Linked DNA regions of Homo sapiens: region 1 is linked to region 2. A link is a loop called in an ENCODE intact Hi-C map of the cell type or tissue named here. Cell type or tissue: PC-3. All regions are shown on one strand. Each heading gives the region's core, and the rest is flanking DNA. Links, peaks and the distances in the headings are about the cores only. Region 1 has its middle 38 kb from the start of ASMER1. Region 2 overlaps NRIP1 (nuclear receptor interacting protein 1).

What was found. Peaks named below come from ENCODE experiments on the same cell type or tissue, not always from the same donor. Only the 100,000 strongest peaks of a DNase experiment are listed, where the experiment ranks them.
Region 1: it touches region 2 in a loop (2.5-fold over the local background); 6 of 110 quality-filtered maps call a loop at or near these places.

The regions. Positions count from the first base shown.
Region 1 is chr21:14,954,344-14,959,727 of GRCh38, reverse strand. No RefSeq gene overlaps it. Among named protein-coding and RNA genes, the nearest start is that of ASMER1, 38 kb to the right of the region's middle. In PC-3, for the core only: no CTCF peak of the experiment used is centred there; DNase peaks (open chromatin) are centred at 2,717 and 3,447; H3K27ac peaks cover 3,020 bases.
Region 2 is chr21:15,050,041-15,055,424 of GRCh38, reverse strand. All of the region lies in intron 1 of NRIP1 (nuclear receptor interacting protein 1), which reads left to right. Among named protein-coding and RNA genes, the nearest start is that of NRIP1, 12 kb to the left of the region's middle. In PC-3, for the core only: no CTCF peak of the experiment used is centred there; no DNase peak of the experiment used is centred there; H3K4me3 peaks cover 3,069 bases; H3K27ac peaks cover 3,431 bases.

The DNA of each region.
Region 1 (5,384 bases), core at 284-5,283, 96 kb after region 2:
CCTTTGCAGTCAGAAGAGAATTTTTGAGACATTCAAAAGTCTTCTTACAGCCTTTATGTTGACACAAAGTCCTAGACAACCACCTGCTTTCCCTCTGTTGCCTTTACCAAACTTCATTGGTATGTGTTCCAAACCTTAAGAAAAGCTGCAATCCTTTTGGAATATTCATTTTCCTCACTTCAGCTGAGAAACATTCACCTCTGAGATCACATCTGGAAAAGAAAATGACCTAACGTTTTATAGTTGTCATAGCCCACATTTTTGGAAAGCTATGTGAACGATGCCACACAATAGAGCCGCAGTGCAGGTACAGTGCATTGTCTGAGATTGTATTTTCCCTTAGCTAATTGATAAAATAATTCAAGAATAGAACCATGGGGTAATTTTCTTATCATTGGAAAACTACAATTTTCTCTAAAGGCCTAAGGGTTGCCTCTGGCAAACATTAATAGCTGATCTTTCCACAAGCTAGCTTCAAGTCCTTAAAAGACTTTTAGCACCAGGTTGGATGTGCTAGCTAGCCTCATTACATTTTACATCGTACCTGGCCATTTTGCTTCTCTGCCCATGTCTTCTGAGTTTTCTTATGTTCTTGTTTGATTCACAGTGGTGTCTTTGAGTATATAGAAATGCTTAGGTAAACTGGGAGAGATCCTGTTTCTCTCCCCTTCATAATTTTGTAGTCACTTTCAAAAACCAAAGTTGTAATACAAACCTTCGCCACTTCCGCAACTTCTAAATCATGGCTTTCTCCTTTCAATTACCTTACTTTTGGGGGGGAAATGTCCATTAGAAAAGCACTTAGAGTGCTGATAGCCTAATGTGGATAAAAACGGGCTCAATCCAGTCTGTGGGAGAGACTAAAGTATGGGAATAATACCAGTGGGTTCAATGCTGTAACACACACTGATCAATAAGCTTTAGATCTCTAGCGAAGGCCTTTCTCTCCCTTTTCCCTGATTGCTTTCCTATAACAAATAAATACTTTTTCTCACAAGACCATACCTTTGAGTTTGCTACCTACTTCCATTACATTTCCGACCCCACTTCAACAGAGAAAGTGTTTCTTTAAAGCTGCAGTGGCCTTTCCCTGTGTCCATAAAAATCTGGGCTTTTGTCCATAGAGCTCTTTGCTCTTTTCTGCTTTTCTAAGGACAGTTGACAACAATGTCGGGGCAGGGGGGAAGCTTCCATTCCCCACCCCCAACAACATCCACAAAGAGATTTTTATCTCCTAAGTGGAGTCAAGAATGGGGACTTACACATGGCTAAACTCTGGGGATAGTCTGACCAGAGAGAGGGTAGATGAATTTAGGGCTTAGTGGGCTCAAGCATGATTACCTGCTCCTACCCACACTTTCACCTCCATAATAAAATCTACCTCACTTTACATAGTTCTGTGCTAATAAAGATAATCATGATAATCTTTCCAAAGTAAGCAGCAGGGATGGTCTTTTAGATCCCTTTGGAATTGCTTGCATCCCAGAGAATTTTGTGCCTTTACTACTAAAGTCAGGTCTACCTGCCAAAGAATAGACAGCCCTCTGAAGGGGAGATTTCCTGCTTGTAGTTCACTCTGGAAAGGCCTGTTCTGGGGAGACTGAGATGCTTAAGGGTGAAGTTCTGGCCTACTTTGACTATTATAGATGATATATACCAAGAGTGTAGCAATCAAAAATCACTCAGAAAACAGGCAGGCCTGAGTCAGAAGCAGCAACTCCTTCTACTTGCATTTCTGGCCTGGGCAAGCCATTGACCCATTTTTCTCTTTGGTTTTCACAACCCAGTGTCTCCTAGTTCTCTTCTTAATGCTAATTTCATCTGGTCTCATAACAGATTTATTTTCCCATAACTGCCGATATTCTGCCTTACAGCTGTCTCTTCCTTCATTACATCTTGAGCAGAAACAGCCATCCCTATGTCTTCAAGCACCTCATACTGTATTCCAAGTTCCTTCTAATTGTCTAGTTGTCTTCTGTTTCCTACCACTCATGAATATCCAGCTTGTCAACCTATTAGCTAAATTTCAACATGCCCCAATCTTGAATTCAGTATACAGCCATTCTCCCCAGTTTGTTCTTCTATCCCTTTGTTGGGAATTTGCTTATTTCTAAAAATGTTGGTCCTCAGCAGATTCTTCTTACGCTAGCCACTTTTTGAAGACTTTCCTAATCTGTAGCTTACAACCCATATCTTTTGCCTTAACCCAGAGCGTTATCATGTCTCACCTCAGTTATTGCTCTAGCATCTACTTGGGCCTGCTTCCCCTTCCCAGTTGTGATAATAGCCACTATTGCTAGAGCAATCATTCTAAAATACAAATCTGTTAAATCTGCCTAAAATCCTCTGGTGACTTTTTATTGCTCATGAAATTGCACACTCACTTGTCTTTAGGGGCCTGGGGGAGTAGTAAAGAATGTAAGGCTTCTGGTGGAATACTGTAGGAAGGGGTGGCTCTACCTTAAATGGAGGAGGTAAAGTTATTCTAGTTCAAATATTTTTAAAACAAGAAAAATCCATGTGTTAGCCGAACAAAAGTGATACAACTACTAGTGTCCAGTGTGAGCCCATGGGGTTAATTCTGTGTCCTCCAAGCTCCTTAGACTTCTGGCTCTGCCTGCATTTTCACCTTTTCAACTCGTTCTCCTACCCTCTAACAGCATTCTGTGCATCATCACCAATCATTCCATATTCAAACATTCCCAAATAAGAACTCACTATTTCCTGAGTGCTCCTGCTTTCTTGGCATCAGTGCCTTCAGTCACGTAACATTCTCTGCCTAAAATACCTCCTTCCTTTGCTCATTCTGAACCTAGTAAACTATTCATCTTTAAAACTTTAACACATTTACTTCCTCAAAGAAGCCCTCCCTCCCTAATTCACTATTGTAGGACGGAGTGTGTTTCTCAGCCCTTTGCAATACCAAATGCTTATTGCACTTATTACAATGGTTAACAACATACTTTGTAACTTTGCATTCCTTTTAAAGACAATAAAGTGTATCTTCTTAATCTTACATTCAGTGAGTGCCCAGTATATATCTCTTTTTTTTTTTTTTTCTTTTTGAGAAAGAGACTTGCTCTGTCCCCTAGGCTGGAGTGCAGTGGTGCGATCTTGGCTCACTGCAACTTCCGCCTCCCGGGTTCAAGCCCGTCTCCTGCCTCAGCCCCTCCAGTAGCTGGGATTACAGGCGTGCACCACCATGCCCGTCTCTGACCTCAAGTGATCTGCCCACCTCAGCCTCCCAAAGTGCTAGAATTACAGGCATGAGCCACCTGGTTCATATCTTGATACATAGCAGTTACTCAACAAATGTATGCCAAATGAGAGAATGAATGAAAGGTGATCTCAAACAAAAAAATGAAAGGCTCCCCTCCCTGTCTGGAAGGAAACTAAGTAATGTATAATGTAGGGGCGCAACCACGTCCCTGAGGCAAGTCCCAGCCTCCCTAGTCACCTCTAGCCTAGGGCTCATGATCTATCTGGGCCAGGTCAGACATTCTCCCTTCTGCCTTCTCAAATCTCCTGCAGAAATATGATCTCTACTAGGAAAGTCCTGATAAGAGAAACTGGTTCTTAAAACGAGAATGGGAACTTTGCAGATTTTGCCAATAAAAACCTAATTACCTGCTGAACCATACCTTCCTCCAAACAATAGCAAGAGCATCTCAGAAGCTTTGCTTTTATCAGGGAAGCTGACGATAGTACTGCGGTGAGCCTGGGATCAGAATTCATGGTCTGTCCTGAAAATTAGCCAATGAATATATCATGTTTCATAGGATTGCATTCTTCTGAACTATCCAGAATCAATCATAGCAGAGAATATACTCTCCTGCTGAGTATGGTTCAACTAATTCCTTGCTGATAATACCCTCACCAGCATAGAAGCTGGAATTAGCATTAGGCTATTTCAGATCCCCAAGGAAATCCGGGTCCGTGGCGGTATGGAAATGCAAGAAACCAGTGTCACTTATGAACTTGGCACGTAGCATGAGTGCGCCTTCAGTAGAGGGCTTTGAGGGTGGCAACTTATCTATGAAGACCAAACCACCAGGTTTTTGGTGATTCGGTGGGTGCTTAATAAAAGTGTATTAAATTGATGTGAAAACAAAAGCTTATCTCTTATATCAACTTTGTATCACTATTTCCTGAGTGCTCCTGCTTTCTTGGCATCAGTGACTTCAGTCATGTAACATTCTCTGCCTAAAATACTTCCTTCCTTTGCTCATTGGGAACCTGGTAAACTCCTGTTCATCTTTCAAACCTAACACATTTACTTCCTCAAAGAAGCCCTCCCTCCCTAATTCACTATTGTCGGACAGAGTGTGTTTCTCAGCCCTTTGAAATACCAAATGCTTATTGCACTTATTACAATGGTTAACAACATACTTTGTAACTTTGTATTCCTTCTGAAGGCAAGAAAGTGCATCTTCTTAATCTTACATTCAGTGAGTGCCTAGTACATACATTTTTTGTTTTTGTTTTTGTTTTTGTTTTTTAGACAGAGTCTTGCTTTGTCCCCCAGTCTGGAGTGCAGTGGTGCCATCTCAGCTCCCTGCAACCTCCGCCTCCTGGGTTCAAGCACTTCTCCTACCTCAGCCTCCCGAGTAGCTGGGGAGCTGTGCTGATAGTTATGATTTCCTTTTATTCTGATGCCAGAAATTAATGTAATCAACATTTTATTTTTTAACTATTGCATTTTATTTGCCCTCCTCAAAAACCTCATTTCCTATCCCCACCCCACCCCAAAGAGAGAAAGTAAGGTCTGGGTTGATATCACTCTTGTTATATTCTAGATCATTCCAGATGGCTCTGAACAATGTAAATATAGAGCATATCCAGGATGAGGAGATCTGTTTACAGTGGGGATGGAATAGTCCCTCTTCCCTCACCAAGAAATACTGAGAAAGAGGACTCATTATGATCTCTGTCCAATATGAGGCCATGCTTCAAGACTGTATTTCTCAAATAAAGGGGGCATTTTCAGGTGGGTATCTATGGACTTACAAGGACCATGGAGACAGCTAGATGTATTTAGCAGGAGGACAGAGAAGTTCGAATTACAATGTCCCTAGCTTTGCTAAGGAAAGGGGGATCTTCCCTATGCTGTTCTCTTCCTATAAGCTCCTTTCTAGCTTGAGGAAACCAAGAAGACTTCTAACCTAACTATATAGAGGATAGTCGTACTTTTTTACTCTCATGGAAGACAGGAAGTTTCTTGTGAGTCTGCATATTTAAAATAAAATTTGTTTTTCTCAGCATCTTTCCCCCTTGGGTAAGGTTGTAAACTGGTAGAATTGGGATTTGAAACTGTGGACTACAGAGAGATAAGAGGCCTTATCAACCACGTTCTCCCCCCTCTAAACCAAACCAAATAGCAACCT
Region 2 (5,384 bases), core at 123-5,122:
TAGTACAGTTATGTACATGTTCATGCAGTGGCATTGTTTTACATGTTACGTACATTTGGAATTTTATTTAAAAAGAAGTAGGGAGACTTGCTATTTATTTGCAGACAAAGAGAGCCAGATACCTTTAGTTGACCAGAACACTCACAGGCCAGCTCTACTTTTTACTGATGAGTAGTATTCCAACACCATTAATGTAGGTGGTTGGGTCTGTTGGTTCAACTGGAAACATATCTCAAAGTTTATGGACCCCATTCCTCTATTCTCTTGAGAAAGGTAACAAATAAGATGAGGGGGCACTGTGTGGACCAGTGGTGATAATGTGCCATGAACCAAGTGCACGTTGGTCTACACCCCTAGAAAAGAGAGCAAGAGAGAAGAAACCTATGTGTAGACCTTTTCATGGACCACACACTGGCCACGTTCCTGATGTTGGTGAAACAAATTGGAAAGGAATATTCTCCCTCATGGGACAGTGGGCAAGGGAGTTTGTAGGCTTACTTCTGTCCCCAAGCCTCTAACAAGATCAGATTTTCTTTCACAGTTTTGTGTACGCCCTGATTGTAAAAGTTAAACTTGTGTTATAGCTGTTTTCCTTGGTAGAACTCCATGAATAGGAGCTTATTCATCAGTGTACTGTTGGTCCTGTAAGTGTCTGGCACACAGAAGGATGTCTATAAGCATTTGTTAAATTGAACTGTACCAGTCCCAACCACTGGCAAAATTTGGCACAGCAGTAGAACCTTTATGTATTTATGCATAGCAGTTGTTAATTATTATGTGTAACTTATGAATAATGGAAGCTCTTCCACGTTTTTTCTTTAGTCTGTTTAAATTAGGACTTTTAAAAGGAACAATATTTTTTCCTTAAAATGTATCTTCTTCTTTCCAGGCATACTAATTATGAGGGAAAAAGTGAAACTGACTGTTATTGACATTATAATTAATTGGTACTTGAAATAATTTGTTTTGTAATATTACATTTCTTCAGTAATACGCAAATTATATTAGAAAACGTTTAGCAAAATCTTTGGGGGCAACATTTTTTTTGTAAGGAAATGAATACAAATATTTCTGGAGCCTACTAGGCAGTTTCCTTAGCATCACTTCCTGTAGTCAAAGGGACCCGCCAGCTGGGCACACTTAACTGCCTTGGATTTGACGGCTTGGTAAGGTGGAAATCTTAACATTTCACATCCAGAGTTCATTTTGGTGTGCAGTAACCTTAAAAGTTAAGAGGGTATCAAGAACAGTTGATGATTCAGAACTTGGTAAGTTATGGGATTAAGTAGTATATGAAGCCCATCTATGTTTTAAAAATTAGGATTTGCTCTTCACTGAAGGTGAATTTCCTGACTCTTTTCTAAGAGTCATATTCAACTACATTAATAACTGCTGGTAAGAGACAGAAAATAAAATTATTTTGAAATGGAGCTCAGAGATTTCTAGACGAGAAATTTATTTTAAAATGCTAATAGAAAATAAATTATATGGATATATATTTATAACACTGATTTTTAACAGATGCTCTTAAAATAACTTTAACCTAGTTTCTTGCTTTGTGAAGACAAAGTTGTTTGTTGTTTCTTTTTTGTTTAACAAAGGTAACTTCATGAGTATTTGACAGTATATTTCTTTTGGCTCATATTTCTGTGTATTCACCTGCTTGTAAATCATAGCAAAAAGGAACAAGCTAATGGACTAATATATGAAGTAAAAGGGCAGAAAAATGAGCACATTTACTATTTATGCACTGTGTTCTACTGTGTGCTTTCCTCCAGTGCTTACTTATCCTGAATTCCTGAACAATTTTTTCCCTCATTGTTCATTAGTGTCAGTCGGTATGTTATAGAAATGTGTGAATTTCTATAAATTAGTTGTGAGTGTGAATTTCCCACTGTTGGATTCCTCAGCAGACACCCAAACTTAATTTTTATTTCATGAACTAAAAGTTGTAGCTAAGGCATGACATCTGATCAAAATTAACACTATTATCCTTTGCAATGAAAAGGGTGAATAAAACTAAAGTTCCTGGTAGTTGCCCCTGATACAAGTGTTTGCTTAGCTTTGACCATACATCTATCTATTTATTTTACATTTTACACATCCATGGGTATTCCTCCCGATAATGCCAAGGAATGCTTTCCTTTGCAGGCATCATTCTAACAACACAAACACATTCACTGTGAATTTTAAACTCTCGTTCTCTTTTTTCCTCCTTTAATAAATTATCTCATTGAGATTATTCATTGTTTTGGCAGTACTCTAAACGATCTTGCTTTTGCAAAATCATTGTATATTCTGTTTAATGGCATGTTACTTTAAAACTGTAAAGTTTAGGGTTGCTAAAGGCAAAAGCTGACAATATTTGTTAATATTGAGAATAGGTAAAAATGGGCCTTTGGGCAGTCAACAAAAGTAAAATTAAAATCTGACTTTAAATCTTTTGAAAATCTAAAATTAATATGGATTTCTTTATACCAATCAGAAATTCAAATTTTGTTTTATGTTACTGATCTTTAAGTTGTTTATGTGTCACAGTGAGAGTGGTAGGAACCTTTTTTTTAATTGTATGAAGTAAATGGAAGGAAAAATAACAGTATACATCACTGTGGTAAAACTATCTTTAATGATAGCATGTTACTTTGGACTACGTTTTGTTTTATTTTACAGTGAATTAGGAAGTGTTTTTCATTGTGTTTTTTGGAATTCTGGTAAATGTGAGCAGCAATTCATATGCATATAGGTGTAAAAAAGACGTATTTGAAAAGATATGCTGCGTGAATTTGTCCAGTGAGGATAAGTAGCAAGTTGTAATTACCTTCTGTAGTTTAAGTCATTGGCTGTATTGAATACTTCAGTGAAGTATCGCGGGGGAAAACTGTGGTTGTACATACTACCTTGTGAGTGTTGCAGGATTTAGTAGTTCTCAATGACCATTGTTACTTTTAAAAAGGAAAAAAAGTAGTGAGGGGATAGGATAGGAAGTTTTGATGTGTGGGAGGGGAAAGGAATCATTACTTCTCAGCTGCTGAAGTCGCAGTTTATTTTGTTTTAGGCCTCTTTGCATAGCATATTCTAGAGGATGGCGAAGGATAATACTTCGGGGTGAAAATGTTAGTATCCTTAACATACTTCCGGGTGGTTTAACTATTAATCAGAAGCACCATGGAGATTAAAGAATTGGAGCTAGGGATTAGATAGGTTTTAGTGAGGCTTTGCCACGGAAAAGCTATGAAATGGGTGAGTCATTCAACATCTCCTTGCTTCAGTATCAGCGTTACTTCGAAAGTGAGGTTTTACTTTCAAATGTATTGAGTATCAGGGTGAATAGAACTTAGGGCTGAGAGGATGTCCCTTATGATTTTTTGAGCTTGGCATTTAATATTTTACAGCAAAGTTTTTAGCTTAACATAATTGAACTTGTACTAGATAGGGTTAATAGGCTAGAACAAAAGGTCAAAGCATAAGGCATTAGGCTTAATTAAGGGAGAGCAGGAGTGGCAGGAGTGTGTGACAGTTAAATGGGTTTCCCACAGACTAATGTCGGTTACAGTGCAACCATGCCTCAACTTAAGTGGGTTATTTTGTGCAAAGGGCAGCAGTGATTAGCAGTTTGACATGCCAGACACTTCTGGCCAATCCCATCTGTTTTAGAGGTTAAAAAAGCACACCTTTATGAGCTGATGGATTGATTTGTGTGCCCGTCTGGTAAAGATTAGAAGTCCAAGGCCAATGCAGTAAATGTCAGTTATAGAGTATTATACTTTCTTGGTTGGCTCATTGTTTTAACCGTCAACTGTTTTATAATGGGGGATAAGTGCTGTTTATGGTGTTGAATGCAAGATAGGTGGGGGAACAGGTGAGGGAGGAAGAAAAATATTTCCTAGATGGACTTGTGAATCAAAATATTCTGTAGCAGGTGTTCACATTTTAAATGGAGTGTTTTTGACCTGTTCCTTACAGTTTCAGTCACATTGTTCTTTTCTGAGTGTTATCTGAGCAACACTGCCAGTCCAGGATTTAATTTTGCATACAGAATTGGTAGGTTTGTTTATTTAGGTACCTCTTTTTAAAGGTGTAATAATTTTTTATTGACCACCTGAACAAGGGAAAATAAAATGAAAATGACACACACACGCGCACACACACACAGAGTTCTGTGTTCTTTTATGTGGTCAGTCAGGTGCATGTGAAAAGGAGACCCAGGAGGGGCTCAGGAAAACAAAGTTTATTATACTCATGAGTTCTCGGAGGCACAGCATGCCATTCAGGGCCACATGAGAAAGCCCCAGTGTTGGTCTAGGGGCCAAAGGGGCAGGAGCTAGAAGAGAGACCGGGCTGCAGCCGTTTCTGGAGTATCTGTGGGAAAGGCAAGGCAGGGCGGGTAACCAAGTTTAGGATTCGCTAGTTTGCATTAGCTGTAGGTAAATGCTACTGCTACTACTACTAATAAGCTATAGGTGTGTAATAATAGTAGCTTTGAATAAGTTATAGGTATACAGGCTCTAAACTGTAAGAGTGATCCCTAGTTTGCCTGGTAGATACCAGGCAGGGGAATATTGCCTCCTGGGTGTATGGGTCAGGTAGAGGAGGTATCGCTGTGGATTGTTTAGTTTGCATGTGAAAGGCACGCTGAGTCCTTTGCCTTCTCTAAGCGTTGGCTGGCCCCTAGAGGGGCAATCTCTTCCCAGCCAGAAAGGAGTCAAAACCATCATAATATACAGAAAATAAGAAACATAAACAATACACACATATGTACTTGCTTTAAGGGTAGGATTTACTGTGGTCACGTGAGTTTGAAGTGTGTTTGAACTTAGACTCTAACCTATTTCTTTCTTCATTGAAAGTTGTTAAGTGCGATGCCATTAGTATAGTTCATTTTCAGTTCTGGATTGTAGCTCATTTAAAGATACACAAATACTACGTTTTGGTTATAGAAATTGGCTCCAACATATTCTGAAATTCAAGGAAAGGGAAGATCCCAATATTATGTGTATGAAATCTTCAGACATTGTCCTCATAATCAGTGAACTTAGTAACATAAAGCATTGATTGATTCTTTTGGGATAGGCAGAGAGAGAATGTTTGAGAAAAACAAAAGTTATCTTAACAGATTATATTCTTCCTGAGGTTTGAGTTTAAGTAGAAATGTAGCCAAGAACATTGGAAACACATTGGAAGGTTCTGATTGGTCTCAATAGCTTATCCTTGTCAAAGAATAGGAACCAAATATTGCCTGTTACCTAGTTACACACATATATTTCATGTCTGACTCTGAATTGTTTCTTATAGAAAGAAAATTAAAATACCAAGATGTGGTCACTGAAAGTTATATGTAGATAACAATAGGAATTAGTATTTTATTATGTATATGTATGCATTTA